4 separate regions of the Mus musculus genome follow, and regions 1, 2 and 4 are each linked to region 3. Evidence: chromatin loops called from intact Hi-C (ENCODE). Cell type or tissue: heart. All regions are shown on one strand. Links, peaks and the distances in the headings refer to the core of each region. The heading gives the core; the rest is flanking DNA. Region 1 overlaps Tmem104 (transmembrane protein 104). Region 2 holds the start of Slc9a3r1 (solute carrier family 9 (sodium/hydrogen exchanger), member 3 regulator 1). Region 3 overlaps Fdxr (ferredoxin reductase). Region 4 overlaps Tmem104 (transmembrane protein 104).

Region 1 (7,811 bases), core at 1,441-6,440, 69 kb after region 3:
AGGCAAGACAGCCTCAAGGTTCCTTCAGGAGCCTGCTGGGCCAGAGAGGTAAAACCCATTCAGCAGTCCTTGGGATTAACAAATCCAGACCACAGCAACACAGCTGACGGAGTCCGTGGAACCCTGAGCCAGGATGGGGCTGACCCAAGTCCAGAGGCCACCAACAGAAAGATCCTACTCTCCCCTCGCCCCTTCACATCAGTCCAGCAGCCACGGCCAGGACTGAGCAGATCCCAGAGCACCTGACCATGTGCCAGGGCCGAGAAGAACCAAGCGGGGGCAGAAAACACAAAGACGAGAAGATGAAAAAGCTGGAGGGAGGCGTTTCCGAGCCCGCCTCTGAAGCAGGCAGAGACAAATGGCCTCTGGTGCCGTGTCGTCCTATTATCTGAGTCCTGTCTGGTGTATTAGTCAGCTCCACCCCCACCATACCACGCACGAAGCAATCAAGAGTAAGGCAGGCCATTCATCTTCTTCCCTCATCCATGGGAAGACAGGAAGAAGGCTGGGCTGAGCCCAACCTGCCTGAGGAGGCTGTCTGTGGAAAGGGTCAACTGTTAACAACATGTCTATCCTGTCACAAAACCCAACACTTGCCTGTATGTACCTCACTGGCGTGGAGTAAGGCCACCAAGACACGGGAAGTCTCCGGAACGCAAGACCCTTGCAGAGTACCCCTCAAACTGCATAAGCGCACAACAGACTGCTAGCCTGAACCTGGAGGCGCACTCCATGCCACACGTGACTCTGCGGCTAAGACCTCACTCCTGAGCCAGAGTGTGGCAGAGTGCAGGACTCTTCTCTGAACCAAGGGCTGAGCCCAGAAAGAAAGGAGTTTGAATGCTTTCTGCCATTCACGCTGGCCTTGCGTGCCCCAGCTGGGGAGAGGACACTCACCAGATAGATTCGGTAGACATCCACCCGGCGCAGGGGGCCCCAGCACAGATCAGTGTCGTTGTATCTGGCGTCTGTATCCACGCCGCAAGAGTCATTTCCAGAGACGCTGCTGAAGAGAGTAATGGCAAACTGGGGCTCAGCATGGGCAGGGAGTGACAGTGGGGCTTCAGCTCGGACTTCCCACAAACTACCACTTAGGACAAGCCCCACTTGGTCATGCAGCACAATGGCTCACAGGTCTGGGGATACAGACCGTGCCTTTGGAAGACAGAGGGCACAGCTTGCCCTGTGGTGAAGAAGGGCCCTGGGTGTGACATTCCTTAGGCTGTGGGTTTGTTTAGGGCTGTGCTTCTATGGAAGCCCCTCCTGCCCTGCCCGTGGGTCTGCAGCCAACCTGAGGGCGGAAGATGAGGGGTACTCACCAGGTCACCTGCATGAGGGACACGGGCACCGCGGCCGCGTAGATGGCGAGGTCTCCATACAGGTAAGTAATGATGCAGAAATAGAACAAGTTGACCCCCACTGAAAGCAACAAAGTCACAGGTCAGGGAGCCAGAGGCAGACACGTCTGCGTCCTTTTTGGACGCCTGAGTCTTTCTTTACTGCTTCCGCTGTTCTCAGTTCTTCAGGCCATTTTGCCTTCTACAAAAAGTGGGAAAAAAAATGACCCCAAATTCCTGTTTCTTATTCTGGCTGGCTAAACTGTGAGGCTGGCAGGAGATGCATCAGCTTGGGACTGGTGCCTGAGAGATTCGTCGAACCTGAAGATCAGAGAGAGGGATCAAATCTACACTGGCAGGCCCGGAGAGATGGCTCAGTGGGTGAAGGCATTTGTCGCCATGCCTGATGATCTAAGTTCAGTCCCTGTAGTCTATGTGATAGAAGGAGAGAAGCAATCTTGGCAGGTTGCCATGGGCCTCACCCCTGGCCTCAGCACACATGCCCCCAACCCCAAACAAAAGAAATAGTATAATAAATAAATAAATAAATAAATAAATAAATAAATGGATGGATTTGGGTACAAAGATCCAGGCACGAGCCCCAGAGAAGCTTAGACACGAGTAGCTGGGGCTAACCCCTAAGGCTAACACACGGTCCCAGACAACCAGCTCCAGACTCGCATTCGGACTCAGTGCTCAGGATGCCATGCTGCTGGTTTCTCTGAGAACAGGCAGATAAACGAAGTGACAGTTCCCTTCTAATCCTGGTGGCTCAGAACAGCCCACAGGTCCCCAGGGGAAAGCTCGGTACTTGTTAGTCCTAGGCTATGTGAGGTCAGCTATGTTCCTCGGAATCCTGAGAAAAAACGGCCAGGAAAACAGAATTAAAAAAACCAAACAAACAAACAAAAAAAAAAACGAACCCACGAAGGCACGGCGTGAGCTTTTTAAACATGACAGGTGTCATATCCTTCCCTGACACGTCAGAATTGACCTTGATGTGGCTTGAAGCTCCTGGGGCTGTCTGTCACTCATGACCCCAGGCTCTAGGTACAGCCCACTCCAGCCCGCCTTTCCTCTCAGATGGCCGATGCCCTCAGTGGGAAGGCATTACTGCCTCCAGCCGCTTCCTCCCACCCTCCAACAGCTACAGCCGTGGCTGTTTATGAACTGTCAGCCCTCCTTGATCAATAAAATTTCATTACTAGACACAAAGTAGGAGGATCAATGAACTTCCCGAGAGGACATTAATGTCTGAGCCTGGCATTTCTAATGACAAGGAATGAGTGTGGAGCCCTGGGGAGCCTTTTGTGGAGGGTGCAGCTCCGCCACAGGTGATGGAACAACCTGGTGGTCTGAGTTATTGAACAGAGAGGAGCAGGGGCGGGCTCTGGAACTAGAGGCCAGAAACGCTGTCTCACTGTCCTATATGCTCAGGACAGGATGCCCTGACAGAGGGTTACCAGCTCAATGTCCCCAGTACCAAGCCTGAGAAGCCCTGCAAGGAGGTGCCAGGGGGGCTCTTCAATGGCTGAGGTGGCTCCCACACAAATGGCTAATTTTTATGGAATGTGGGCAGACAAGACAATACAAACTGCTAGTGCATAAAAGTCTTAAGAAGTCAGGGCTGGGGCATGGGATTACATGCTCCTGTAATCCTAGCACTGAGGGCGAGAATGGCAGTCAGCCTCACTGCATCTGTGAGCCCCAGGTTCAGTGCAGGACCTTCTCTGAAAATATATGGAGGAAAGAGGAAGAAGATGTCTGATGTCAGCCTCTGGCTTCTACACGCATGTACGTCTGTCACGCACATACACAGACATGTAAACAAATAAGAAGGGAAATCAGGACGGGCTACAGAACATATCATCAAGTGAGACGGTTTAGAACCTGTGTGTGTTCTCCCACTGAAGCGCAGTCGGTTTTTTCCAATGTTGAATTTGGATAACGCCTAGCAGCTCCCAGAAGAGGACGCGTATGTGCTCTCCCTTGGTGGGGGCCAGTGACAGAAGGGGACACAGGAAAGGCATAAATGTGGCCTCAACAAAGCCATGCTGACTTTGATGGATCACGCAAACCTCTACTGGGCTGGCCCAGAGAGGAGAATGGAGCCCGCTCCAGCCAGCCTGTGCCCGCAGTCACCCTTCCTGGACCAATCACCAATCTGCACCTTGGATGGCACACTGAGCGCTTGGTGTTTAGTTCCAAGTCAAGTGGGTTCCCATTTCTGCAATCCTCCCCCCAGCACTCCACAGCCACACGCAAGACCAGAACTGACAGAGATGCCCCACTTGGCAAATGGGGAGGCTTTGGCAGAGGGGCCTAAGGTCTTCTACGTCAGCTTAGAAAGAAGGGCGTACGGAGGCTGTGCTCCACACCTGCGGAGGTAGGGACAGCAAAGGTCTATGCACTACTAAGTATTAAGCTCTATAAACAGCTCGGTTTCCAAAAAACAAGATTTGCCACAGAGACAGAAATGGCTATCTCTGGCAGATAGTGGCGTCAGGTGGACACCTGCAGGTTGTAGCAAATGCCAGCCAGGAGCAAGCAGAGCCCGGAAGGCACAGTTGCCTGAGCTCTCCAGTGCTCCATTACCGCTGGGCGACATCGATGTGGGCTTCTGGCTCCCTCTGCTGGCGACAGGGGGCGGGTGCTCGAGGCAGAGTCTATAGCTGTGGGCCACTGGCTCCTTTAGTTGGAAGGTAAACTAGGACTCCTGACCCGTCTGTACTAGTCAGATGGATAAGCCTTGTTCTTCAGGCTAGTGCGCAGTGAGGAACCCCAGGAAGATAACAGAAAGCTGGCCAGGCCTCCCGGCAAGATGGCTGCTCTGCTCCCACCCACCTGCCCTGCCCTTCAACACGGAGCCCCAGCAGTTTCAGCAAGGGTCGCATGTGCCCGTTCCACACACCATCCCAGAGTGACTGTTACCTTTATTGAAGAACATGGAAGCCATCTGTCCCATTTCCACCCGGTCTGTGATTTCAAAAAGGTTGGCAGATGAGCGTCTCTCTGTGGGGCCGGAACAAACATGGTTGTTCACCAGAAGAGCCCTGAGGGGGCTGCTTGAACTCTGGGAATTCTCTAGAGCAACTGTATCAGCAAGCTGCTGCTTCTCCCCTCAAGCCCGATTGAGTCCTCGCGCTTGCCAGTCAGCTAGGCCATCTTTACTGAGATGCACGTCCCAGCAGGACTAATCTTCCTTCTAGTATGTCTTGCTTCAAGCATTTGAAGTCTTTTTGATTTCTTTAGTTCTTTTGTGTGTATGGTACTGGGGATAAAGTCTGAGCTCAGGGCACACTGGGGAAGTGTATCACCAGCAAGCTTCACCTCACCAGCCCCAAGTCTAAAGAGAATCCAGGCACGCTTCTCATGGGGACAGACAGTGCCCCTAACTCTGGCCAGCACAGGACGAGACAGTGAGGTAAGGGTGTGTGTGTTTCGGGTGGGGGTGGGAGTGTGAGAGATGAAGCCAGAGACTCGGGCAGATGGATGTAGGCAAACCCTGATTATTTCAGTAACTGTACAAGGGCGGGAACTGAGGCCCAGAGCTTAGGTAATGTGCCAATCTATACACAGGGGACAGGCAAAGCCAGCAGAGGATGCTCTGCTCAGGATCCCTACTCCACAGGCCTTCTAAACTGACACTTCAGAGGCCGTCTGCAGGGAAACTCCCCGGGAACCGCTCTACAAAGACAGGGAGCCCCACTGACCAGCAGCCCAAGACTTACGCACAGACAGGATGGGGCGTTTCTCTGCCCTCTCGTAGTTGTCTTGGCTGAGGAGGTCACTGTCTGAGGCTGTGGACGAGTCTTCGTCATCCTCTTCCTGGGAGACAGTAGGATGGATGAGGAGACAAAGGGAGGAGAGAGCTGAGCCCGCAATGGTAAAAAACCCCAGCTGACCCTGGCCCTTGCCTGCTCATTCCTTCCAGAAGGTGTCCCTTGGAGGCTCTGAGTGTCCTGTCACATCAGAAGATGAAGACAGGAGCATTCCTGGGACAATAGTTCAGGACAAACGAGTGAGCTCCAGGTGGCTGTGTCAGGGACAGCAGCCACTATGTGTGTTCCCTTGAAATGTATGTGACTACTTTGCTGCAGCTAAAACTTGGGGCAGGGCTGCCAGGGAGGCCTGCAGAGACTGACAGGGTGAACAACTGAACAGAGGCACCGACTTGAGGACAGGGTGGGGGTGAGGGTGGGGCTAGGGGGGTTGAGGGAGTGCGGGGGGCAATGCACACACCTTGTGGGTCTCCATCCTCTTCCAGCGGAGCTGGGCATTGGCTGCAGCCATGGCTTCCATCGCAAAGGTGGTTGTCACAAAGCTTGGGGGGGAAGCCACATGTTAATGGCATGAGAGTCAGCAGGAAGTACAATCTGACCCAACCCACAAATTCTCAACCACAGCACTCTCTTCTGAGAGGTGTTCTCCACAGAAATTCTGAGATGGTCCTCCCTGGCTAAAATCCACGGTTCAGGGCCTGTGAGGTGGATCAGTGGGTCAAGGTGTTTGCTGCCATGCCTGATGACCTGAGCCGATCACTGAGACCCACATGAAGGACAGAGAGAACCACTCCTACACACACACACACACACACACACACACACACTAAATGTAAAAGGAGAAATTAAAGCATCACTGTGTACACCAAATGATTGCCTTGCCTCAAAGTCACTACCGACATAAGCGTCTATATCCCCTGCACAGGAGAGGGTTATGAAGTCAGCGGAAGGGAGGGTATGCTGGCTGGTTTTATGTCAACTTGACATAGTTTAGAGTTAACTGAAAAGAGGGGACTTCAACTGAAAAAGCCCTCCGTACGATCCAACTGTAAGGCATTGTCTCAATTAGTGATGAATGTGAGAGGGCCCTGCCCATTGTGGGCGGTGCCACCGGTGGTCCTGGGTTCTATAAGAAAGCAGCTGAGCAAGCCATGGATGGGGAGCAAGCCAGTAAGCCGAACCCCTCCATGGCCTCTGCGTCAGCCCCTGGCTCCAGGTTTCTGCCCTGTGTGAGTTCCTGTCCTGACTTCCTTCAGAGGTGAACAGCAACGTGGAGGTGTAAGCCGAATAAGCCCTTTATCACAGCAGTGGTAACCCTGACGAGGACAGAGGGTGACTGCCCAGGCTGGGGTGGAAGTAGGTGGCACTTAGCTAGGTGAGGCAGTCCTGTTACCCAGAAAGGGCCTGCTGGGGCAGACACAAACCTGAGGTGGCGGGCTGATTCAAAGGGGCCTCTTACAGCTTCTAGAAGGGACAGCAGGCATCTTTCTCTTGCTGCCAGAACACAGAGCAGTGGCCAACTTTCAATTTTACACTAACGTGAGGACCGTGGGGACGGAGGCTGAAAGCGCACCTCGACTCTGAGATCCAACCCCTGTTCCTTTGGCAGCACCTTCACTTCCTAAATAATTTGGCTCAATTTTAAAATAGTGTGTACTGTCTCTCTAAAGGGAGACTGGGAAAAGGTACTAGATGCTTCCCCACAGTCCCAGGGCAGCTGGAACACCCTATGCTTCCCTTCACAGTAGACACAGGGTGCTGCCTTTGGCTGCTGCAACCCTGGGGGTGAATCTGCTCAGGTTTACATTTTTCTAAAGACTTTCTGAGGACTACACAGCTCTGTCCTCACACCCTCCAGTACTTACAGCAGCCAGCAGTAAATGCTAAGCCCTACAATCAGGTGGGAAGGGACCTGTGAAGCTGCTCACAGCTAAACCCACATCCCTCCATCAGAGGGTCAAGGACCAGAGGCGGGGCATGAAGCCTGGGGAAGCCCAGGAAGGCTTCTCATTATCTCGCCTAACTGGTCCTTCTAAGGGCTCTGCATTTCTACGCCTTACTGGAAGCGAAACTGAAATCAATCTTAATTAAGGCGTATGAAGGCTTCTTACGGTTGTGCAGAGCCAACTCATTGATCACACTCAAACATAAAAGGGTTTAGCAGAGCGGGGGCGCGGCAGCCCCTACCTGGGGGGCCTCCAATAACCATTCTCCAATCATATGGCTGCTGCCGGTACTGAGCCTTTAAAGGGGACACAGCGACTTGGACAAGAATTCTTGAGCTGCCAGAGCATGAAGTACGTAATGAGCCAACAGTACTCAGAGGTTCACCCCCAAGGTTCCCCAAAATAAGTGACTAAGAAACCGCAATCTTTGGGTGTGATCCCCTCCCATGAGCCTCTTCTGGGTCTGTTCCCTTCAGCTTTTATCTCTGCTTCGTTCTCTCTAGGGTGCTCTTCTCCTCAAGCCCCTGATGTGGTACAGCTCCATCTCGTACCCCCGAACCCCATGCTTCAGCCCCTACACCCCAGCTCCCCACGCCCCCACACTCACAGGCTCTCACACCCCAGCTCCCCACGCCCCCATGCCTAGGGCCCTACTTAAACCTGCAGTCTCCCCACCTCCCCAGCCCCTCTTTTTCTTTTATCACCTTGTAACTTGCTCTCGCTTTATTCTGTGGAAAGCCCCTAAC
Region 2 (7,811 bases), core at 1,815-6,814, 110 kb after region 3:
ATTGGCATGCCCCATGATGGTTCTAGACTCTCCTGGCCTGAGGGAGGATCTACACAAATTTAGGTGTCCCACTACCACCTAGGGATGCTGATTCTTTGTCCTCTCAGGAAGACAGATCTGCCAGCAGGCAGCCACAGACTTTTTAGATACAAAACATTCTGATACAGAGCCTTCCGCAGCAGCCTCGCCACTGCCCTCCAGCACCCAACAGTACAACCAGAGAGTGCAACTTGGTGTGTATGTGGAGTGAGGGGAGGCTGCTGGCTATCTGTGCTGGTGCTAAAGTCCAAAGGAAAGAATGGGAGGCGGGGGCGGGAGCGGAGGGGGTGGTGGTGGAAGGGTGGGGATGGGGGTGGGGGATGAATGGTGAATCAATGGACAGGGCACAAAGTTCAAATTGGGTTTGTGCCTAAGAGCAGAGGTCACCTGTTCCAACTTGCTGCCAGGGGCTCTACTACTGCTTACCGATGCCAATTTGGCACTGGCAGGAAGTGGGAACTTGGTGGCCCTGGCATTCCCAGAGTCAAACTCTGGCAGAACCGGGCTTCTGGTGACCTCACTTCCACCAAACCAGTTGGTACTCTCAGGCTCCGCCTTCAACCTTACGGGGCTGAACAGTGCCCTTTCCCTGTGGAGGGAGGATCTTCCTGGCTCCATGGATACCGCTGATCTACATGTGGCGGCGGTATCGATCAGGAAGAGAGAGCCAGTGCGTACTGAAGGGACCCTGCTCCCAGGGTCTGAGCCCTGAACCTGGCCTCCTTCCCTCCTTGTTTTCTAAGGGACAGGGAGGCTCTCAGCACAACTCCTGTTTTGCCAACTGCCCCTCCAGCAGCTGATCCAAACTGGGGTTGTTTGGGGGAAATACCAACCACTGGCAAAACCCAACCAGCCGGCTTACAATCGCTGGACAGAGAAGAGGAGACACCAGGGCGGGACCACCTGCGAGGGTCGGCTCTGCAGGACGCTGCCTGGCCTGTTCCTGCTCCCTCCCCCACCCATCTTTCTCCTTTTCCTCCTCTTCTAAGGTCCTCCCACCAGGCTCCCAGATACCAGCTAGCGAGCGCTTACTCCTCACATTCCAGAGGACCATAAATCCTCCGGGGTGGCAGAGCCACCACCCCCAAGACGCTTCTGCACCTCCTCCCGGCACCCCACCCCCACCCCTAGCTCCGAGACGTTGAGACTTCCTCTCTTTCTTAGAAGTCACTTTAGTCTTGAGAAGGATGAAGTCCAACCGGTGTGAGTTAATGATGCACAAACTAGAGGACCCAGGATGTGGGTAGGGCTGAAGGGGTCCTCCCAGGGACCCTTAGTTATTCAGCCTTTAAGCCACTTTGAGCTACCATCCACAGGGACTGAAGAGAAGAGAGTAGAAAGAGGGAGGGAGGGAGGGAGATGCGGGGGGTGGTGGGGAGAGCTCTTAGCTTAGCTGTAGGCAAGGATAACCCAGGAATGAGTCCGGGTTGTGGGGCGGAATCCAAGGAATGGGAGCAGAGAAGGGGACTGGGTTTCTTTGCGCCGTCTTCGCAAAGTTCAAGCAGTCAGGAGATGCAGGCGGCAAAGGAGCTCCGCTCCCCAGCCAGCCCGGACAGGGCGGTGGGGTCGCTGGTCGCACTCCGAAGCTCGCCTTAGAAACTGCGAAGGCTCCGGGACAGAGGGCAGAAGCCGTTTCCTCCTCGCTGCTCGAGTTTCAGAAAGTGCTTGGAAGTCCGGGGTGCCCGAGTCTCTCTAGAATCCTAGTCCTACACCAAGCCCAACCCGCACTTACCAAGTGGCTCTTTTCGGCCTCATTCTGGTCCCCAGCCTCATGAGTGTCGGCGGCCGCTGGAGGCTCGGCTTGTTCGGACTTCTCCTGGGGGCGCAGCAGCTCTTCCCGGATCGAGACGCCCAGCTTCTTGAGACGCTCGTCGGTCTCCGGGTCGACCACCAGCAGGCGCACGGCGTTCAGCGCTGCGCGGATGCGGCTCACCACCTGCTGATGCGTCTCCTTCTCCACATTCTCACCGTTCACCTCCACCAATCGGTCTCCAGCCAACAACCCCGACTTCTCGGCCGGCGAGCCAGGTTCTACCAGACGGATAAACTGGCCCACCTTGCCCTTCTCCCCGTGCAGGTGGAAGCCGTAGCCATTTGGACCCTTCTCCAGGCAGCAGAGCCGGGGCAGAGGCTCCCCGGCCGCTGCGTCCGCGCTCATCTTGTTCTGCGAAGGCTCAGCGCGGGTGCCGTCGGAGGCCGGGGACTCACGACCTTTCTCCCCGAGCCGCAGAGCTCGAGTTGGGAGCTGAGCACCGCACGGGGCACAGGGAACAGGTGTCCCGGGAACCGCGGTTGCGAACGCACAGGAAGGGAGCCGGCCAATCCCCGCCCTGCGCGGCGTCTGAGCGTTCCAGAACCCGCCCCAGCTCCTAAACCCGAGGGCGGGGCCGCGCGGTGGGTGTGGATCACAGTAGACCAATCAGAAATCACGAACCGGGCTCTTGCGCCAGGGTGAACAAATCTAACCAATCAGGAGAGTGGGGCGTGGCCTGCACTCGGCGCGGCACCCCGCAGCGGGAGAAGAAAAGAGAGCCCAGGAAGTGGAAGTGTTTGTTACCAAGTGCGGAGTTGGGCTGATCGGGCGGGGCCGAGGCCGGGGCTGGGGCGGGGTTCCAGGTACTGAGCCCAGAGGCCCCACGGGCTCCGCTCTGGTTTCCACGTTGTGGAGGGGGATTTAGAAGAGCTAGTCTCTGGGTAAAGGATTCTCAACGCTTTAACCGCCTTGAGCCAAAGCCTGTTGCATAGCTTGGCCCGAGAGAGGGGAGCGACAGTTGCTGGGGAAACCACCCCATGCTCCCCCACACTCACTCCTCCCCCTCCCCAGAGCCAACTTAAGAACCGGACGGATGTCTTCTGTAACACAGTAACACTGTAACAGGGTAACTGTAACAGAATAACTCCGGAGTAGAGTTGTTTAAATAACAAAGTTTCTTCTTGTGGAGCCGCCCCTCTATCCCTGGACATGCATATAGACAGAGGTTTGGGCTCTGATCCCTTCTAGAAACTTGTAGGGCTTGGTAGAGACTGAGGCTCCTTGCAGCCCACCTGGAAGACAGGCTGTCTGAGAACAGATAAATGAATAATAAATAAAGGGCTTAGTTTTGGCAGTAGCCTTTAGCCACGGAGAGAGGGCGGGTGAGACAGCTAGGTAGTCAATCTCAGGATTCACTTCAGAGGGAATGGAAGACTGGCTTTGTTCAACAGAAAAATGACTTGGATTGTGAGATAAGCATTCCAGCTCCCTCTTGCCAGCGCAGATGTGGCCACAGAGGCTGGGGGTGGGGGAGGGTAGTCAGTTAAGGGTAAGTTGAACCTATGAGGACGCCAATGGGTGAAGATGGAATGATTCGGACATTGGGTAACAGTTTCCCACAACGTGCCACGTAACAAACTCTCTAACACGATCCTCCTTCTGGGAATAAACAGAGGGGGAAAAACCGGTCAGAGTATATTTTCCAAAATACTGCAATTTAATTCTGGAAAAACAGAAATGCCAGAGGCCCAGAGCTATGTATGTGACTAGAGCTCCAGCAATCAGCTCAGAGCCCCAGAAGAGAACCCGGAGCCCAGGCTCCTCCCTGATCTTCCTATGAGAGGTCACAGAGAGTTTCCTTATCAACCCAAGTTTAGAGTGCTGACTTTGCTCTGGGAGCAAGATTTCTGCCTTGAAAGCAAATATAGTAACCTCAGATATGTGTAATGCATACTTTCTTGGAGCCTCACTCGCTGCCCAACCTATATAGATGTAGTAAAGCTTCCTTTGGTCATGGATCTGCACACCTCCGAGTGTCCTTCCTTCTAAGGGTCAGATCAGAGCTTTGGGAGACACATGGCCTTGGGCCTACAGGGCTTGTTGCCCCTCTCCGTACCCCAGACTTGCTCATACTTCCTTGTTTTGTGCACATAGCATCAGCCCGCCCCCAAATCGACAACTTCCCACCCTCTCAACCCGATTTAGCGGAAGAGGAAAAGATAAAACCATTTTGCCCTAGTATTGGTCTGAAGTTAAAGAGAGAGAGGGAGAGAGAGAGAGAGCGAGCAAGCTGGGGCTTAGTGGGAAAAACTGGCCTATGGCTTTGTTCAGTTCTGCCTCCCACCCATTCCAGGAGCCAACAAGTTCTTTATCTGGCTCTGACCTCTGCCTTAAATATCCGTGGTGCTGTACACCTTGTCTCGGGATTGGGAGGGAGGGGAAGTTTTTTCCAGACTCTGACCTCTGGTTGTCTAGGAACCCAGGTGGAAAGTTGACAAGAGAGGTTCCATGGGAGAGCGGGGCATCCCCTGGGATGTGAGGTCCAGAGATCAGGAAGGAGTGTTTTCAGGTGCCCCACTGCTCGTGTGTGCTGAAGAAAAAGCCCGTGCACGCTTCCAGAAGGAGGGTTGGGAAAGCCAGAGGTAGCCAAGCAGACTCAGTACCTAGTAATTGCTATTCCTCTTAGGACAATCTCCATGTTTATCTTGCCCAAGGCTTTGGGCTAGCTCCCTGCATGAGGGCCCTTATTATCTTTCTGGGAGCTGGGAGAGGAGAAGTCTGGGGTCTCCTTCACCCCCTTAGTGAGGATTGGTGATGGGGTCACAACCAGCTCCCACACCCTAGCAGTGCTTTGGCGCCCCCTGGTGCTATGCTGGTGCAGTAACACTCTTGCTAGGAGAGAGGCCCAGCCTTTTAGAACTTAGTCCCAGAAAGCAAAGGACCACCGAGTCCCGACCTATTTTGGTTTTGGGGGGCATACGGGTACCTTTTGTGTTATTAGTTTATGTATATTAAGATAAAGTATGAGTATTTAATCCTTCCCATGATGCAGGGAAGCTAAAGAACCTAGGGTAATGGCTACTCCCTTGGCAGGGGCTGCCCACTGAGCCCCCAGCTTCTCCTAGTTGGTGTGGCAGTTGGAGTACTGCATCCCCAAGGGTCTCTGGGCCTCCTCTTAGCCCCTAGGGGGTCACACAAAGGAGCAGCAGCTGGAGCGCTTCTTCTGGGACTCCACATAGTCTCGGATCTGGAAGCTGGGCTCATCAGGCTGCCTCCCTGCACGGTATTTCAGTTCCCTGGAATAGGAAGAATGATGGGACTGGGAGTGTAGAGCCTGACATTCCCCTCCCCCACCACTGGCTTTCCAGATCGTCCTCCGTCCCACCTCAGGCTCCCCTTTCCTGCTCAGCTCTTACTTGGCAATTGCCAGAAAGGCCAACTCCACGTTCATGCCAGTCTTGGCACTGGTCTCCATGAAAGGAACACCATATTCCTGCCCAGGAAGAGAGTATCCTCAGGGCCTGCTTCTGGCCTCCTCTCTCACCATTCACCCAACCCCATTGGCAGTCACTTACCCTGGCCAGTGTCTCTCCATCTTCAGAACGGATCACCCTTTCGCTGCTTACATCGGCCTGTCAAGCCCATGTGTGTCAATCAACTTCTGGGAAGGAAGCATGGATCCCAGAAAGCCTATCTTTTTGCCCCAGGAGCAAGCACTACCTGCCCTCTTCTGGTAGTCTGAGGGACTGCAGGCAGGTGTGATTGGCCTGGAGCCAGGGTTTCTGGGTTGCTCCGGCCATGTGCCCAATGCCAGCCCTGAGCACTTGGGGAGGTGTGTAACTCTAGCAAAGGGTGTGGTGACCCAGCTTCATCAGGTGACAGCCGCTGAATTAAACCCTTTGTACTTAACCCCTGACCCTGTCCATAACAATCTAAGGATGGCTGGCAGCTGAGTCACCTGGCATCTCTCTGGAGGCATTTGAGGCTATTGGTGGAAGGGGCTGCTACTAAAGCTCTGGGGCAGGACAGGCAGAAGCCACAAGACATGTCTGACTCCCACGCTGGAGACCTCAGAGTCCTCTGCCGGAAGGATTTAGGTGGTTATGGAGCTGGGTGGGGCTGGTGCTGAGGCAGTGGGAGAGAAAGGCCGAGCGCATCAGTGCATCGACTGTAGCACAGAGCCACTCACCTTGTTGCCTAGAAGCATAATCACCACGTCTCTCTGGGCATACTCATGAATCTCTGTGAGCCAGGCCTGTGGGAGAGGGCAAGCTGAGCCAGGCTGAGGCCAAGGACCAGGGGAGTCTTCTCCTAGAGTGCTCTGTTGGGATTCTAAAACCACAAAAGGGCTCAGTAATCAAAAGCAACGGGATCAGCCATATGTGGGGGACATGGGGTTTTATACTCCCCACATAGAGGCGGGTGGATAGAACTGGAGGTCAGCCTGAGCAACATATCTAGACTCTACCTCAAAACCAAAACAACCCAACAACAACAAATAGGAATTGAAGGTGGAGATGACTAAGCTTGGCTGGGGATGTACTACAGTAAATATTTGCCTTGACTAAACAAGACACTGGGGTCCATTATCCTGTATTGCCTTTCTGACCAATAAGTACTGTGATTGATTAGTGATGTCTGCCCTGAGAATAGGCTTGGAGATGACCATGATCTCCAGCTTCTATCCTTTTATACCTATCTGTTTTATCCCCTCAGTTTGCTTGTCAGTCCTCAAGGATTGTGCCTTGTCAGCACACAAAACCATAACAATGCTGTGCACAGAGTTGTGTTTGTATTTACTGGTTATGGCCTCTCTAATGGTTTGGCTGTGAGGACACAACCTCCCACTCTGTCTTCTTGAGTTGCAACTTGGCCCGGATGCATGTGGAGTTTTCTGCTTGGGCTTTCTTCCTGTGGATAACTGTCCAGGGTGGAGCTGAGACTGTTCTAAACACTTTGATATATAACACACTCATGAATTGCAGTCAGGGCTATACAGGGCACACCAGCCTGCTCGGTTTTCATGTCACATGAAATAGATAATTCATATCTAATGAAATAGATAGTTACTGCTGAGTGTATTTCAAAGGTGACAGTTCTATGGTCTACCTGCTTTTACAGAATTGAAGCAATCTGGTCTGCAGAAGCCCTGTTCTGGCTGCTCATGACAGGCAGGGTTGTTGGGACAGGGAAAGGACCTTGGGGAGGGGAGGACCTACCCTGATGTTGTCAAAAGAGGACTGGTTGGTGATGTCATACAACAGGAGCAAAGCTGGAGGGGAACAGATATAGAGGACAGTTCAGGGCATCTGCAGAGGTGCTGTGGAATGGGGAGGGGACAGAGGATAAGGGGACTTACCCTGAGCATCTCGGTAATAAGCATGGGTCACACTGCGGAAGCGCTCCTGTCCTGCAGTGTCCCAGATCTAGGAAGAGAGAGAGGTGAGAAGGAGGCAGGGCTAGCTGCTGACTAGAGCACTCATGCTGTGGTATGAGAGCTGTCTGTGAGCTGGAGTGGGTGGGGGAGGGGGGCCGGGGGGGAGCCGTTTCCTTCTTTGGGTTTCTCACAGTTCTCAAGGCTCCCCAGCATCTGACGACCTCTTAAATCGCCTTTCTGGGATCCTAAGCCTATTTACTGCTGTTTCCTCTTCTCCAGCCTAGGGGTTGGGGATCCTTAGCTCAGTAGAGACTCAGAAAACTGGGAGGGAGGGGGCCCGAGGGAGGCTGAGTCGGGCTGAGGGTACTTTGAGTCGCCTTTGATAGGAGAAAGGGTGCCTGGGAACTGCTTTTTCTGCAGATATCAAACAAAGAAAAGCAGTTTCCTCTCATGGGCCCCACAGGAAGTTACCCCAGGCTGAGGCCAGGGCTGCAGGCCTGTGGTTCAGGTTGAGAGGCAAGCAAGCACGAGCCCCTCCTCCGCCCCAGCTTCTGCTTGTACCTGAAGCTTCACCCTGGCACCATCCACTGTCACCACTTTATTCTGAAAGAGAAAAGGGCAGAGGGTCGGGATGGGATGGGA
Region 3 (7,811 bases), core at 1,147-6,146:
TTAGGGAGGGTACTTGTAAGGGGCACTGAGGTTGAGGGAATGAATAGGATCTAGAAGGCAGGGCTTTTTGTGTCTTCTCAGTGGGCGGATCTTGACCTGCAGGCACGCGGGTGTGTTTATGGACCTGACAGTGTAGCTCGAGGAGGCTGGTTTACAAGGTATTTTAGGGCTTAAGCTAGGGGTAACCCCTAGCCCAGTCTAGAGGGAGAGGTGTGCAAACTGTATTTTATGGAGCATATGAGAATAAAATAGCCTCAAGAATGAGGAATTATGTGGATGAAGGCCAGAGGAAGGAGAGTGGCCCTGAGCCATCATTCCAGAGCCTATTCCAGAAGGCCATTGAGTATCTGAGGGGTGAAGAGGTGAGGGCCCAGATCACAAGGTACCCAGAGACCACTGACCACGTTGTAGACTTGAGTGGCTTTCTTTGGACGCTCTCCATGTTCCCTGCTGGAGCGGTTTTATCTAAATAAGCATTTCTGGGTTCAGCTCAGATTTAACCAAACTCTATGACTAGGACTCTCAGAATCAGCAGTTTTAAGCAAACTCCCTGGGGGCTGGGGGTAGATCCTGACACTCACAGATATAGGCAACAGGCCTCAGTGAGTCATCTCGAGCAAATGGGGAGAGAGGAGATGTCTCAGTGGTTAAGAGTGCATACCGACCCCTCTTGAAGAAGTTCTGAGTTCGGTTCCCAGCACTCCCAACAGGCAGCTTACACCCATCTATAACTCCGGGGGCTCTGAACCCACCTTCTGGTCTCTTTGGGTGCTGTTCTCTGCACCCCACATATGGATAACTTAAAAAAAGACATTTAAGGAAGGAAAAGCAAGGAAGCCTCCCCTAGGGATGGAACACAGGGCCTCGTGAGTGATGGGCGGGCACCCGACCACCAGCAGCTCCCCCAGCCCACTTGTCACTGGGAGTGCTCTCTCTGATGGGTAGACCTTAAGCAGGGCTGTTTGCCCAGAGAGCAAGAGAGTGGGGGAGGAAAGGATGTTGACCGAATAGGTCAAGGTGAAAGAGGAGGCCAAGGGCCACGACTGGAGCTCCAGGGGTGGAGGGAAAGGAAACACGGATAGAGGGGAAAGGACAGGGGTCAAGGAATGGGCTTCGATGTGTGGAGTGAGGCATCCTGGATCTCAGATGGGAAAAGAGATAGGGTGAGAGGAGGGGGAGGGGAGATAGAGAGGCCACATCAGGCCTCCAAGATGTAAGGTCACAGGAGGGAGTAGGGAAGATTTCCCTAGGACACAGGACATGTAAATTCAGGAAGAGCAGGGGACCCCAGAGCAGAATTGCTTTGGGGATTGTCCATCTTAGGAAAAGGGCCAGAGAAGCAACAGTTGGTGGGAGGAGAGAGAGGTTTCTGGGAAGATGGGTCTGCGTGTGAGATCAGGGCTACTGTGGGCAGGGGGATGGAGCGGAAGATGGAGATGATGAGGTGAGGTTGTATCAGGGATGGCTAGCAGGCTGAGCAGTTTGAACTCTGACCTGTGGCCATAAGAAGGACAGGGAAAGCCACAGCTGTAAGGAACCTGAGTGAGTCCCTTGTGTCCTCACACTGGGGGAGCCTCAGGCTGAGCTCTTGAGCCTGACTCATTCAGCCTTGAGTGTGGTCCAGAGGGACCAGACATCGTACTGAGCAGACCCCTCCCTCGTGACCCAGCAGTTGGTGGCGGGACAAGGCTTGGCTCTGTGGCTGTGGACTTCACGGCTACACTCTCCATTGAGTTCTCCATAGCTTCAGTTTCCATGGCGTCTGAGAGAGGCCATTTGGGAGGCTGCTTAGGGTCTGACCAAGGACAAAAAGGCAGAGGGGCTAGAGGGGCTGGCCTTAGGGCAGTTGGTGGAATAGAGGGAAACAGGATTTGGACGAAGGCCAGGGGAGATAAGCAGAAACCCATCGGCCTTGAGTCCTTCTGAGCTGGGTGGGAGAGGTCAGGGCACTCTCTTCCCTGACTCACCTTCCCCAAGGCCTCCCAGTTCACAGAGAAGGAGACCGAGGCCCAGGCTTGTTCTAGGACTTACCGGGTCCGTGCCATTGGTGGCAGCAGAGCCAGACCAGGCTCATTTGGCTAGTTTCAATCTCAGACCTTCCCTGTACCCTGTAAAGTGCCTTGGGACACAGGTGACATGGGGCAGCTGAAATAGCCAGACTTGTTTTTCTAAAGCTGGGAGTAGGCCCTCTGCCACCCCTTCTGTCCCCACATGCCCCAGCTGTATCCCCATTTTCTCTGACCCCACATGCCCCAGCTGTGCCTCATTTTCTCTGTCCCCACTCCCCACTTGGCTAATCCCTGACACAGTAGCATCATCTTGGAGACTTAGAGCTAAGGCAGGTCCTCAGATCACATGGCCAGCATGTCATGAAGGTCTTCGAAGGTCTACATCTGACCTGAGGATGAAGTCCTGACACTTCCAATTCCTCACGTTCTCTGTTGGAAGTCCCTGAGATCTGACCTCAGTTTCTCTTGCTGCCCTGTTCCTCGAGAGCCCTTATCTGGGCAGAAGGAACGCTGGGTCCTTGTTTCTGCTCATGGATGGGTAGAGCCAGGTTCCTTGGCCATTTGAACTGGGTTTTCTTGCTCTGCCATGGGAAGGGTGACCCTGTGGGGGCCCAGCTTCCCCCTTGAACCCACCGGCTGTTTTCCTCCCTCAGCACCACACCCATGCCCACGTAGACATCTACGAGAAGCAGCTCGTGCCATTCGGCCTGGTGCGCTTTGGTGTGGCACCTGACCATCCTGAAGTAAAGGTGGGTGTTGCCTGGTGCGGAGGGTGGTGTTGGAGACGGTAAAGATGAGAGTAGAGAGGCTCCCTGACATACGGGGCCCATTCCGGGCATCGAGGGCGGTGGGCAGGGGAGGGGGTGAGAGTGAGACTGGCGTGTTCCCTGGAACTACCCTACCTTCTAACGTTCCCCTCCCGATGCTGCATGGCAGAATGTTATCAACACATTTACACAGACAGCCCGCTCAGACCGCTGTGCCTTCCAGGGCAATGTGGTGGTGGGCAGGGACGTGTCGGTTCCAGAGCTTCGGGAAGCCTACCATGCTGTGGTGCTGGTGAGTTCCCGTGTGGAAGGGGTGTGGTTATAAGAGGAGGGGCTGCGGGAGGCAGGAGGCTGGTGCTGAGGCCCTGGGCATGGGTGGTGACTTCGTCTTCCTTCAGAGTTATGGAGCAGAGGACCACCAACCCCTGGGAATTCCTGGCGAGGAGCTGCCTGGAGTGGTCTCAGCCCGGGCCTTTGTGGGCTGGTACAATGGACTTCCCGAGAACCAGGAGGTGAGTTTGAGGGGGACTCCTGCTGCTTCCGGCTGGAGTCAGGACATCGCGCCTCCACCCCACCCCCCTGTTCGACTTTGAGGTCAAGGTAGTGAGGAGAAAGCTGAGGTTGATGTGAGACATCAATGGCTGAGGCAGGCCAGCTGTGGAGACCTTCTGTGGGGCTGAGGGAGAGGGAAGTGGGATGGAGTGGACTGCCTAAGGCAGGCTGGGGGCCCAGCAGACGTGGCCTAAGGTGTCTGCGGATGAGATTAGCCTAATTGGGGCACCCTATCAAGACCTTTCTCTTCCAGCTGGCGCCAGATCTGAGCTGTGACACGGCTGTAATTCTGGGACAGGGGAATGTGGCTCTGGATGTGGCCCGGATCCTGCTGACCCCACCTGAGCACCTGGAGGTGAGGGGTCAGTCAGAGGCCGGAGAGATGGAGTGGGAACGCATTGAGGAGAGAATGCCCCTGAGGGGGTGGGGGGATTCGGGTCTTATTGCTCCCAACAGGAGCCCAGGCAAGGTACCTTCACACCCCAGTGTGCCCTGGGCATTCACACACTCATTCTCCTTCCTCGGAACTTCTGGACTGACCTCCTGCTAGCTAAGAAGTTACATTCCTTCCACTTCTCATTCTTGCCTCAGCTATTCCTTCTGCCCAGAGGTCTTCCAGGCCGTCCTGTGCAGGTGTCCCTTAGATATGGGCTTAGCCACTAGTTGCCTTTACTTCCATTCCATAGCCTTGCTTCACGACTGGGTTTACACCGACGAGAACAGAGGAGTATATCTCTCCCTACAAGATAAGAACCATGTAAGGTTTTAAACTAGCCTGTTTAGCTCAGACAGACTGTTATTGCCTCCGTAAGCCCCTTGTCCTGTTGCGGACCTGTGATAGGCTGTCAGGGAAACCTTACAGGGTGGAAAAAAGTGCTGTTACCTAGGAGCCATTTGCAGGATTGGCGTCAATGCTCTGTGTGGCCACCAGGGGGAGTTGGCGGTATAGATTTTGGACCGATGGTTTTCTCTGGATCAGAGTGGGAAGGAGACCGACTAGCCTTGCAAGTCCCCCTTTTCCAAGTCAAGTCCTCCTTCCCCTTCGTTTGAATCAAGGTCAGATATTTAGCCGTGGCTGGCCGGAAACTCACTGTGTGGATCAGGCTGGCCTCGATTTCACAGAGATACGCATGCCTCTGTCTCCTGTCCCACTGTACCTGGCCTTAAGCGTCTCCTTTTGTGCCAGAAAACAGACATCACAGAGGCTGCATTGGGGGCCCTGAGGCAGAGTCGGGTGAAGACTGTGTGGATAGTGGGCCGGCGTGGGCCCTTGCAAGTAGCGTTCACCATTAAGGTACGGGGCCCAGAAGGGGAGGAGCCAGGGTTGCCTTGGAGTTGCTGCAGGGCCCTTGGGAGTGGCTGCTTCCCTGGATGGAATGGGGAGGAGGCAGGTCCCAGAGGCTTTCCCCACACTGCTCATGGTTTCTCCCACCAGGGCTGAACTCTGGTGGGCCCGGGAGTGCTCAGCGCTCTGGACCTGACCTCCCCCTCCCCCTCCCCCCACCCCCACCCTCAAGGAGCTTCGGGAGATGATTCAGTTGCCAGGAACCCGGCCCATTTTGGATCCTTCGGATTTCTTGGGCCTCCAGGACAGAATTAAGGGTGAGGGGCCAAGTCCAGCCCCCCCAGCTCACAGGAAGGGGATGTCTTAGGTTAAATAAGGCTTGGGGAAGGGCGACCAGAGGGACAACGCTGCAATATTATCCCATGTTGCTGACAGATGTCCCCCGTCCAAGGAGGCGGCTAACAGAACTGCTGCTTCGGACAGCCACGGAGAAGCCAGGAGTGGAAGAGGCTGCCCGCCAGGCACTGGCCTCCCGGGCCTGGGGTCTCCGCTTTTTCCGAAGCCCCCAGCAGGTGCTCCCTACCCCAGATGGCCAACGGGTAGCAGGCATCCGCCTGGCAGTTACTAGTCTAGAGGTGAGTCTCGTGTTACCCAGACTTCCCCTTTTTAGGCTTCCCCCACCCCATCCTGGTGTTACCCACATTCTCCCCAACAGGGTGTTGGGGAGTCCACTCGGGCAGTGCCCACAGGAGACGTGGAGGACCTCCCTTGTGGACTGCTGCTGAGCAGCGTTGGGTATAAGAGCCGCCCCATCGACCCCAGCGTGCCCTTTGACCCCAAGCTTGGAGTCATCCCCAACACAGAGGGCCGGGTTGTGAATGTCCCAGGTGAGATGGTGAGCGAAGGCGGGGCGTCTGAGTCCGGTGGGAGGCTGTCGTGCCAAGACCACACCATCTACCATGGTCTAAGACACAGCTTTGAGACAGGCCCTCCTCCTGCCCCCTCGGCCACATGCTCAGGCAAGCTGGGACATCATTGAGTAAAAATTTGCTGAGGCCTTCTCTGGGCCAGTGCTGATGCTGGCGGGAGATGGCCCCCTGTCCTTGGGGAGCATCAGTCGGCTCACCCGTCTTGTTCATTCATTCAGTAAATGTTCCTAAGGGCCTGCAGAACCGTGATGAGAAAGTCTCAGCTCATTTGTGTCCTCAGGGAGCGGCTCTTCCACATGGAAGCTGTGGGGAGGGACGGTGGTGTGGGTGAAACAAGACTCTGTCATGGACCAGGCGTAATGGTGCCCACCTTTAATCCCAGCACTCGGGAGGCAGAGGCAGGCAGATCTCTGAGTTTGAAGCTAATCTGGTCTACACAGTGAGTTCCAGGACAATCAGGACTACACAGAACCCTGTCTAGAAAAACCAAAACAACAACAACAACACACACACAGTTGTGATAGTGAGCCGGTGGCTGTAGTAAGCCCACTGTGTGGTCTACTGGGAGACATGGAAGACGTGTATGTGTGTATAGTTCAGGATACAGACTTGCTAGGTGGTGTTCAGCTACGCTCTCTCTGTTGACTCTCTCAGGCCTCTACTGCAGTGGCTGGGTGAAGAGGGGACCCACAGGTGTCATCACCACAACCATGACAGACAGCTTCCTCACCAGCCAGGCGCTGCTGGAGGACCTGAAGGCGGGGCTGCTGCCCTCCGGCCCCAGACCCGGCTATGTGGCCATTCAAGCCCTGCTCAGCAATCGAGGTTGGAGCCTAAAGCTGAGGGCTGAGGGTGGGCCAGTGGCTTGTCTTTGGAACTTTACCCTTTGAGAGGAGGGCCCTAAGGGGCTGAGAGGAGGTGACAGGCCCATCTTTGTATTCGCCTCAGGAGTCCGGCCAGTGTCTTTCTCAGACTGGGAGAAGCTGGATGCTGAGGAAGTCTCTCGAGGCCAAGGTACTGGGAAACCAAGGGAGAAGCTGGTGGATCGAAGAGAGATGCTGCGGCTGCTGGGCCACTGAACCTGGGCCCCAGCCCCTACCGTGCAAGACAAGAGCCGGACAGTCTGGGTTGGACTCTTCTCTCGTTCATTATGTTATTGACGGCCCTGGCTTAGACGCCGAACCGTGCCCTTTCCAGGGGCCTCTGAGCTCTGCCTTCTGCAAGCTGACCTCCCAGTGTGGCTTGAGGCCAAGGAGGGAACCTGAAGCTAGGGATGGATGGAGATACAGACTGACCCTACCCGTCCTGCTTCCTTTCTGATGGACCTTGGAGGGCCTCTAGAACGGAACACAGTGGAAATAAAACAGATGTGCCTAAGACCCATGGCTGATAGCTACCATTTTTGGGGGGCTGGGGGTGCTGTTACTGTGTAGCTCCTGTTTGCCTGTGGCTGCCAGAGGGAACTAAGAAAACAGATCCTTGCTCAAGAGTGTCCTGGGGACAGTGGGGATTGGGGGGGAGGGGGCTGCAGTGGGGATGGGGGCAGGGCATACACCTATCCTCCCTTTCCTGTCTTTCCTGCTTCTTCGGCCTCTTCAGTTCACACTTCAGTCACTGGTGATGAATCCCTTACAAGTCTGCCCTGCTAACCTCGCTGCCTGGTGCCCCCAGGACAGAGAAACAGTGACAAAAGAAGGTCCCCCAGTGTGCCCCTGTCTCTCCTGGGTGCTGGCAGGCTTGGCTTGGCCCTCCAGTCTCCATACACTCTGTGCCTTTCCACTTTCAAGCTTCCAGATAAATCCACAAGCCTTTTCAAAAACGACTTCAGCCTACGGCAGTTTAAGGCTTCTTATAGCAGCAAGATGCTGCCTTACTTTAAAAACTGAAAGAACCTCGAAATTAACTGGCCCAAGGTCACACAGCTAGGGAACCGAGGGCTCAAACCCAGGGCTCCTGGCAAGCTGGTGTTTTTCTCCGAGGTTGCCCTTGATTCTGAGCGTCGAGTCTGGGCACAGGGTCCCTGAGCAGGAGAGAGGAGAGGGGCCAGCTAGGAGCACAGGCTGTCAGGGAGGGGCCTGGACGGGCCAGAGGGGCACCGGTGGCCGGCTGGGGCGGGCCGGGGCGGGGCGGAGGCGACCGGCGGTGGCGAGCTCCATCTCAGTCGGCTGGTGAGCCCCGAGAGCGGGAGGCGCGCCTTTGCGCAGCCCGGGACACAGCCCCGCCGCGGGGCGCGGGCCGGGCGCGGGGGCGGGCGGCATTCAGGCCGCGC
Region 4 (7,811 bases), core at 1,377-6,376, 46 kb after region 3:
TGGTGGACCAGAATTAGCAGTTCAGGTCCTAGCCCAGTTCCATCCACTCAATGTGACCTGGAAAAAGTCACTCGTGGTTTTCTGCTACTAAATTTCCCCAGCAGTAAAAGGTCAGAGGGCCAGGCAGGCCGACTGAACTGAGCCACTGCCAAGGCCTCAGCTGGGAGTTTGCCTGGCTTATCTGCAGAGGTGGAGGGAGGGGCGGGGGGAGGAGGGTAGACACTTGGGAGACTTCTCAGACTCACCGATCCATCTCATCATAGAGGTCAAGATCTGCAGGTACTTAGTCTTCTGGACATCAAAGAAGGTGAACGGGCCAAGAAGGACGGTGAAGATGGCCTGGGGATGGACGAGAGGAGCAATGAGAAGGTGTGCAGGGCTGGACACCAGGCAGGCTGTGAAGGGGGCCACAGCCTGTGCACAGGGCTGAGGCCTCGCAGTAAGACAGCTGAATGCTCGGACTTTCTGGCAGAGCCTCCCTGGGGCCTATCCGCATCACTGAAGATGAATTCCAAGGGCTAGGCAGGATGAGAGAGCCAGAGCCTCCTGCTCGAATGTCACTGCTACGTCTAGGCAGTGACATCCAGGCTTCATCCTGGGACCTCCACCCAATCCGTTCTGCCGACTTCAGTAGGTACTGATGAGGGAGCCCCAGGCCCAGTAGTGTGCTGTGCGGAGTGTGGATCAGAAATGAAGCAGCAGTGAGGACTACCAGATAGGCCCTCACCATCACGGGGAAGAGAGGACAGAGGGAACAGGGGACACGAGGGCTCTCAGAGGCAGCCGAGAGGATAAGGGTGCCATCTTCAGCAAGGATTGGAAGGCAGAGGACAAGATTGACAGGAAGGGCCTCATCCCGGGGTGGGGCTGGGAGGCAGCTTAGCTGACCGATGCTCACCCTGGGTTCAGTCCCCAGCACTGCATAAACCACGTGGTGGCGCATGCCCGTTATCCCAGGCCCGCTGCTCCAGCGCTCTGAGGGTCATCCTTATCCACAGAGGTCAGGGATGGGAAGTGAACGGCCCAGAGACCCGGGGGCCTTGTGGTACTGGCCCCTTAGTTTCCTTTTCTTTGGAGAACAAGGGAAAACACTTAACTTAAAAAAAGAAAAATTAAACCCTGCTTTAGACTGCTGGCCCATGGGGTAGGTAACCCCTTTACAAAAAGCATGGGGGTGGGGGGGGGGGGAGATGTGGTGGTGTCTCAGAGGGGGAGGGGCTGTGCTTTCCATGCCAAATTGGCTGCTCAGGAAGCAGAGGGATTAAAAGCTGCTCCTCGGAGTTAAGATGGTGCCATTTCCAATCTGCCACTCGGAAGCGGGCGAAACATCAGGCCTTATTAACATTTACACTGTGCCATTTCATCACGAGGATGCTAATGACACTCACCAGAGATGCAGCATACGGTGGGGTGGCAAGGAGCCTTGCGGAACCTGGGGAGAGCGGCCTACAGTAGGGAGCTGGGCTCTGGCCCTATGAACGGCTGTGATGGCTGTGACTCTATCACGGGCTGCCAAGTAGGGGGGGGGGGGTGGACCAGACAGTTCCTGTGACAGGCAGGAGGGAGCTCCTGGGGGGATGGGGAGCCCGCCCCACCCTCTCCACAAGGAGGGCAGGAAGTGGGGGAAGCTGTAACCTCTTATCCATGTCCATTATCTCTGTGAGAGTGAATGACAAGATTCCAGAGCCGCCTAAGAAAGGCTCTAATTAGCTGGGCTGGGTGAAGGCACCCTGGCAGTCACCAGGGCTGTGAGATTTCTGAAGAGAAGGGCTTTTGGCTGGGGGCCTCAAGACCAGCCCTTCTTCTCAAGTCAGGAAGTGGGGGACAGAGAAGCATTTGTTTGGGCCTGGGTGACAGAGGAAGTCAGGGGAAGGGTGGCTCTGTGGCAAAGGCAGGTGTCTGCGTGGCCCAGGCAGGAAAGCTGAACCATGGTAAGTAACACGCACACCAGCCACCACCCTGGTTGAACCTGTCCGTGTGTGGCACCACCAGTAAGTCAGTCAGTTAGGAAAATTACCGCTTCAGGGGAACTTTCCATTGATGAAATTCTCTTTTGAAGCAGAGAAGGGGCTGACAGGGAGATGCACAAACACAAAAACGTGTCCAGACGACTTTGGTCTGTTGGGAACTGGGCTCTTGGTACGCCTGGGGCTCTGGGCAACTCAGCTCTGACCTGTGATGTCTCCAGCTGCGGTGTCCAGCTGTGGAAGCCAGAAATCGTGGGGTGGCTCACGTGGAAGGTCAGATGTCATATGAGCACGAAGCCTGAGATTTAGAATGTTCTATTGCATGAAAACAGTATGAAGGGGTGGGAGTGTTCTGGAGGGCAGGGTCACGCTACAGGGGCCCTTGCACAGAGTCCTCATCTGTCTTCTTTGTCCTCAGTGCACACGTGTAAAGACTCGAGGACACGAGATACCCCATCTTATGGGGGTAGACTCCTAAATGCAGAGGGTCCCTGGGGCCACCTGAGTGACAGAGAGTTAGAATGAGGGCCCATCTGTTCAGGGTTCCATATGTAGTCCAGACATCAGGTCTGTCCTGGTGGATAAACCTGGTGGTAAAGCGCTCTTTTAAGACTGAGCTCCAACTGGGACACTAATAGCTGGATAGTGGCTGTTTTCTTTCCATAATCAGAGACACAGACCAGCCTCACTGCTGAGGAAGTTGAGGGCCCACCGAGTCTCGGGCAGCACACACCGACTGCCAAACAGCAGCCCCTGAGTGGGGTGCGAGCTCACTCTGCAGAGGGAGCCCAGATGAAACAGGAGACCTGGGGCTGGGCTAATTAACGAACAGGTGTCCTTTGCAAATTAGCCCAAGCCAGAAGCAAGCAGCAGCAGGGGTGGGCCATCCTAGTGACAGGACAGAGGATGGAAGTGGAAGTGGCAAGAGAGAGGTTTGCTGGGGTCTAGCAGGGCAGCGCCTACCACTGAGTGATCAGCAGCTGATGACGTGCGTTTTCTTTTCCTTTTACAGAGACGAGAGAGGAAGCCAAGAGACAGTCTATCCTCTTGGGTCTTCCAGTCTAGCCCATATGACATTATAAATTAGCTGGCTCCTGAGCAAATTTTCCAACCCCCAAATGCCATTGATCAGTTCCAACTCAGTCTCTGTTCAAGGACTCTTGTCACCCCCTCATTACAGAAAGCCGGTGTCCCGGCAGCCAAGTGTGTTTCTTTAAAAAAGGAAGAAAAAGGACCAGCAATGCTTTGATTTCTAATGAAATCTTCAAGCTGGTTTCTGGGAATAAAGTCTGAGACAGATTGGGAGGGGGCAAACGGGGCCACTCGAATCTCTCTTTCTGGGTCAGTGAGTTTTGCTGCGTACCACAGGCCGAGCAGCAGCCTTGCTGGAGCCTTGATGGACATGAGGCAGCTCCTGTTCCCAAGGCACTGCAGGCAGCACTCAGCTGCTGCTTTTTCAGAATGTTCTGGAGTCTACTGTTTATCAGGGCTGTCTGTCTCCCCATGTCCCCAAGCAGGTGACACTCATTCGAGCTGCTCAGGTGCCAGGCGTCCAGCCACCTTCAACCTCTTTCCTGCCTCGAGCAGGGCTGACATAACAAGTCCCCTAGATAGAAAGCTCCAAGCCACAGTCTTCCCAAAGCAGGGGTCCCAGACAGAGAGCTCAGCAAGGCTCCCAATGGTGCCACAGAGCGCCCCCTGCAGGACAAAGCCGCACCCAGTGCATAGACTAAACATAAGGCTTCCGGAAGCTCAATTTCTCCACCCTGTGTTAGAAATAAGCCTCACTGACAGAGAGCTCCTGGCCTGCAGCCTGACCTCTCTCCCCTGGACACAGGCTAGGGACTGGAATACCTGGGGCAGGTGCTGACAGTCTTACTCGGGGCCGGGCTGTGTGAGCCCCTCAGCCCCCACATAACATGGAGTTTTGTTGAATCCGGAAGCGTCAAGGCTTCAGCTTCGAACACTGGTTCTCAACCTTCTAATACCTCGACCCTTTAACACAGTTCCTTGTGTTGTGGTGAGCCCCAAACATAACATTATTTTCATTGTTACTTCATAACTGTAATTTTGCTACTGTTATGACTCCCAATGCAAACATCTGTGTTTTCCCAAGGTCTAGGCAACACTCCTGTGAAAGCGTCATTTGACCCCTGGAGGGGGTTGAGGCCCATGGGTTGAGAACCGTGGTTCTCCCTGGAGCCTCCTGTGGTGGGCTGAGTGTGCCTAGCACCTTCACTCCCTCTTGCAGTGGTCCTGCCTCAGGTGCCAGCTCGAGCAGGGGAGTTAAATCCTGTGCTGTTGACACGTGGATCTTTAAATCAAGAATGCTACTGTAGCTGAGCTGTGTTCACCTCTGGCCTGATCTCACCACACTTGGCATGCCCTGAAGAAAGGCTCTGGCTCCGATCACTCTTGTCTTGAACAGAATGGAGCGCACTGTCGGCTGTTTAGAAGGGAATACGTGAGTGGCAGTCTACACTGTAGCACCAGCCACACGGTGTGATACCTACTTTCCCTGTCCCCAAATCTTCCTGGCCAGAGAAACAAAACAAAAAATACATTTGGTGTCAATCATGAATTGGCTCTCCCATAAGAGCTTGCAGAATCTCTCGGGTCCCACAGCCAGACAGGAATCTGTCACAGCCTCAGCCTTCTGGTCCCCGTTCTCATCACTCCACCTCTATCAAAGTCACCCTGTGATGACATCACTGCTCAAGGCCACAGGCGCCTTCACATCTGCAGAGCGCCTACATGTGTGGCTTTCCTCACTCATCTGCAAGGTCATCAGAGCACGTGGGGACCCCCAATCTGACTGGGAAGACGGAGGGACTGGAGAGGCTCAAGGGCAGAGGAAGAAAGTTGCAGGCATTTCCTGACACAGCTTCCTCTGCAAACCCAGCTCTCTGTGTCCATCTCGCAGGGGGCTGTTTTCCTCTGCCCTCTCCTGTGCCCCACCAAGCTAACTTCTACCTTCATGCCTGTGCCCTCTGGACCCTCCTGGTGACAGAGAACTTCTCTTCACTGGCTCCACCTTCAAAGCTCATTCAAATGCCAGCCTCCTCTGCGGTTCCTCCAGGCTTCTCTAGGGCTCGTGACTACATCCACAGTGCTCGGCTGGCACCGCATGACTTCCGTCCTGCGGGGAACAGGGCTCCTGCATCCCCAGCGGGAGTCAGTGTGCTGAGGGCCAGGGCCAGGGCCAGGTCCTTGCTCGTCTAACATCTACATTAGACTGCACATTTGACACAGTTAGGCATGGACGAGTGTTTGCGGACTGTGCTGTGCTCGGTGAAGTGCCTGGGAGGAAGGTGTCACATTGTGCTGGGAGAGAGGCAGCCCTGGCTTTGCTGATTTGCTTTGTAACTCATCGCATCCCTACCCCTACAGCCTTCCTGCCAGGCAGCTATGCAGTACACCTGCTCTGTTGAAAAAAACTGAACAATCACCATGCTGGTGTATGTGTGTTTGTGTATGTATCTTTCCAAACACAGTTTGGAGCGCTGGGAGGTGTGGCTCAATGGGAGAGTGTTCCAAGGGCCCTCGGTTCCATCTCAGAACTGAGGGAAGGGTGAGGGTCTGGAGGAGAGGAGCCTAGCACTCGGCTCTTGCCATCAGCAGAGCTCTCCCTGCCCCCCGCCAGTCAAAGAATCCCTAAACAGCAGAGTCACCAAATGGTACTCTACAGTGGGCCCAAGAAGAGGTGACATGTTTGAAACCCTAAAGCCTTCAAAGGGGCTGTGGTCTTTCTGAACAACTACCTCTTGCTAGGATTCCCAGCCACAAGCCTAGCCATCAGCTCTTCCTGAACACAAAGCAACCCCTAAAGCCTGCTTGTCATCTTTCCCTTGCCGAGAGGAGGAGGGGCAGCCTGCAGCTCCTGGTTAGGACTTCACTTCTGGCAAGAAGGCAACGGGAAACACTCACAGAGGCAGGAGTCCACCTCTGTCAGCCAGCCAGCCAGCCAGCCAGCCAGCCAGGGGAGGGTCCCTCCCTCCCATCCCCACCATCTCTGTGGGTGCACATGACAGACGGGGCAGGAAATTCCAGGATGGCATGCTCACATGGTATCCTGCATTCCCACAGAAGGCTCGGGACTGACAGGGTGTGCTGACCCTGCTGGCCACCATGTGCCCTTACATGGGGCACTGAGCAACCAACCTCTTCACTAAGCGAGCAGTTCCTCAAGTGCCTGCATATTTAGGTACCTGCAGAAGGGGGGGAGGGGGGGTGGAGCTTTCAAGGTTCCAGCACTTTCCATTCTGCTTGTCTGCTCCTGGGGTCTTAACGCAAAAGACCCACAGGCTCTACTCCCAGCCTTCTTCCTCCAGGGCTGGTTGGTATCTTTGCTTTCCCTGTTAATTCGGGCGTGGGTGATAAAGGAACTTAGAAACTACAGTGTGGCAATGCTGAGTGTCAGGGCTTTCCTAAACACACAGACTCCGCAAGGGCCGAGGGCAGATTTCACAGGCGCAAGAGTATCTGAGGCCGGGGGGAGTGGGTTCAAGTGGCGGTGGCCACGTGCCAAATGCACAGCTGAGCTGTCTGGACTGATCCTGGAGGGTGTTTCAGATGAGAAAGGGAGGGGCGCCAAGCTTTTGCAGGGCTGCTCCTGTTGAGTGCTGGGGGTTAAAAGCTAATTGGGGTTAATAGCATCTTGGCAAGAGCCCACCCCTAACTGAACTTGCGATGCGTCCTTGACACGTAGGGAAGAAATGCGCAAGGATTCTATTTTTATTTCTCAAGTGGTTGTGAACATTTATTTGCCTAACGGGATCGCAACTTCTGGGGCTTCATCTACCACAGGCAGGTGGGCACAAATGAGTTCACATTGCTGGGATGGGGTAGGGATCAGACAGTGTCCTTGTTGAGCCAGCTTTGTGGGGGTCACTCAGCTTCTCAAAATACATCATATACAGGGCATTTACTCAATGACTGATTGATGGGGGAGAGCCCAGCTCACTGTGGGTGGGGCCATCCTATAAGCAGCCTCCGAAAGCCATGGGGGAGCACCCCTCTATGGCCTCTGCACAGCTCCTGCCTCCAGGTTCCTGCCCTGTCTCCCCTAAGCGATGGACCTTTAACTGGATGTGTAAATTGAAATAAACCCTTCCCTCCCCAAATCGCCCTGGTCAAGGTGCTTCATCAGAGCAGGAGTAACCCTGACTAGGGCAGAAGGTGGTACCAGGATAGTGTGGTAATGCTGTGACAGACCTGAGCAGGTTGTTTTGGGAAGACTGTGGAAAGACTTTGAAACTTTAGGCAAAAAATGCCATTGAGTTGTTCAAAGCTTGGTAAGCTGTTCTGTAGGAGCTTTGGAGACAATAATGTTGAGAAAGTTGCAGATGAAGGAGGCCTGGCTTGTGAAGTTTCAGAGAGAAGCAAAGACTGTGTGACGAGTCTGTGGGTGTCTGGTCTGCTGGGGCTGAAGAGTCAGCTGTGGTTAAGAAGAGACCAGCATCACTGATGAAAAGGCTTCTGGGAAGTGTTTCCTCAGGGTCAGCACACAGAAGCTGTGGTCCAGAGGCAGCCAAGGCTGGCTGTTCTTTGTGCTGGCAACTTAACTTGGTAACCCAGGTGGTACTGGTTTTGAAGGCAGGAAGGGGTCATGGAGAGCAGCTGAGGCTTGGCACTGTGTGACAGGGCTGGAGTCTCTGAATAGAGCCCAGGAGAAGCTCATGATGAAGGAGCAGCCCAGTTGCAGCAGAGACTCCAGCACTGTGGAGATGCCAGTGTCATGGGATGACCACCAAAAACAGCAGCGGTGGCGTGGAGACAGCCTGAGCCTAGAGGAGCGGCTGTGTGTGCTGCAGGGGGAAGAGCCGAGGTGACCCAAGCCACTGG

Evidence for each region. A loop is a pair of places that touch in the nucleus more often than their neighbours do. Peaks named below come from ENCODE experiments on the same cell type or tissue, not always from the same donor. Only the 100,000 strongest peaks of a DNase experiment are listed, where the experiment ranks them.
Region 1: a loop joins it to region 3, with 7 times the contacts of the local background. A loop is called at or near these places in 36 of 42 quality-filtered maps.
Region 2: it touches region 3 in a loop (7-fold over the local background); 25 of 42 quality-filtered maps call a loop at or near these places.
Region 4: it touches region 3 in a loop (2.5-fold over the local background); 5 of 42 quality-filtered maps call a loop at or near these places.

What each region holds. Positions count from the first base shown.
Region 1 is chr11:115,198,670-115,206,480 of GRCm38, reverse strand. It overlaps Tmem104 (transmembrane protein 104), which reads right to left. Exons shown (of 10, transcript NM_001033393.2): 4 at 5,580-5,661; 5 at 5,069-5,165; 6 at 4,269-4,349; 7 at 1,320-1,419; 8 at 898-1,006. Among named protein-coding and RNA genes, the nearest start is that of Tmem104, 15 kb to the right of the region's middle. In heart, for the core only: no CTCF peak of the experiment used is centred there; a DNase peak (open chromatin) is centred at 4,040; H3K27me3 peaks cover 230 bases.
Region 2 is chr11:115,157,912-115,165,722 of GRCm38, reverse strand. It overlaps Rab37 (RAB37, member RAS oncogene family), which reads right to left. Exons shown (of 9, transcript NM_021411.4): 3 at 7,731-7,772; 4 at 7,152-7,218; 5 at 7,012-7,064; 6 at 5,982-6,047; 7 at 5,368-5,424; 8 at 5,209-5,285; 9 at 3,483-5,088. The coding sequence ends at 4,983. Slc9a3r1 (solute carrier family 9 (sodium/hydrogen exchanger), member 3 regulator 1) reads right to left here and starts at 2,382. Exons shown (of 6, transcript NM_012030.2): 1 at 1,772-2,382. The coding sequence starts at 2,197. In heart, for the core only: CTCF peaks have their summits at 1,892, 4,654 (motif pointing left) and 5,530 (motif pointing left); DNase peaks (open chromatin) are centred at 2,472, 4,652, 5,102, 5,532 and 2 weaker places; H3K4me3 peaks cover 1,669 bases; H3K27ac peaks cover 1,467 bases.
Region 3 is chr11:115,267,134-115,274,944 of GRCm38, reverse strand. It overlaps Fdxr (ferredoxin reductase), which reads left to right. Exons shown (of 12, transcript NM_007997.1): 3 at 2,663-2,758; 4 at 2,946-3,068; 5 at 3,175-3,288; 6 at 3,582-3,683; 7 at 4,515-4,622; 8 at 4,846-4,930; 9 at 5,049-5,248; 10 at 5,329-5,500; 11 at 6,197-6,367; 12 at 6,491-6,920. The coding sequence ends at 6,621. Grin2c (glutamate receptor, ionotropic, NMDA2C (epsilon 3)) reads left to right here and starts at 7,702. Exons shown (of 15, transcript NM_010350.2): 1 at 7,702-7,811. In heart, for the core only: a CTCF peak has its summit at 4,244 (motif pointing right); DNase peaks (open chromatin) are centred at 3,009, 3,545, 4,254 and 5,366; H3K27me3 peaks cover 1,995 bases.
Region 4 is chr11:115,220,949-115,228,759 of GRCm38, reverse strand. It overlaps Tmem104 (transmembrane protein 104), which reads right to left. Exons shown (of 10, transcript NM_001033393.2): 9 at 246-339. Among named protein-coding and RNA genes, the nearest start is that of Tmem104, 37 kb to the right of the region's middle. In heart, for the core only: CTCF peaks have their summits at 3,676 (motif pointing left) and 6,066; DNase peaks (open chromatin) are centred at 1,577 and 5,989; H3K4me3 peaks cover 662 bases; H3K27ac peaks cover 4,823 bases.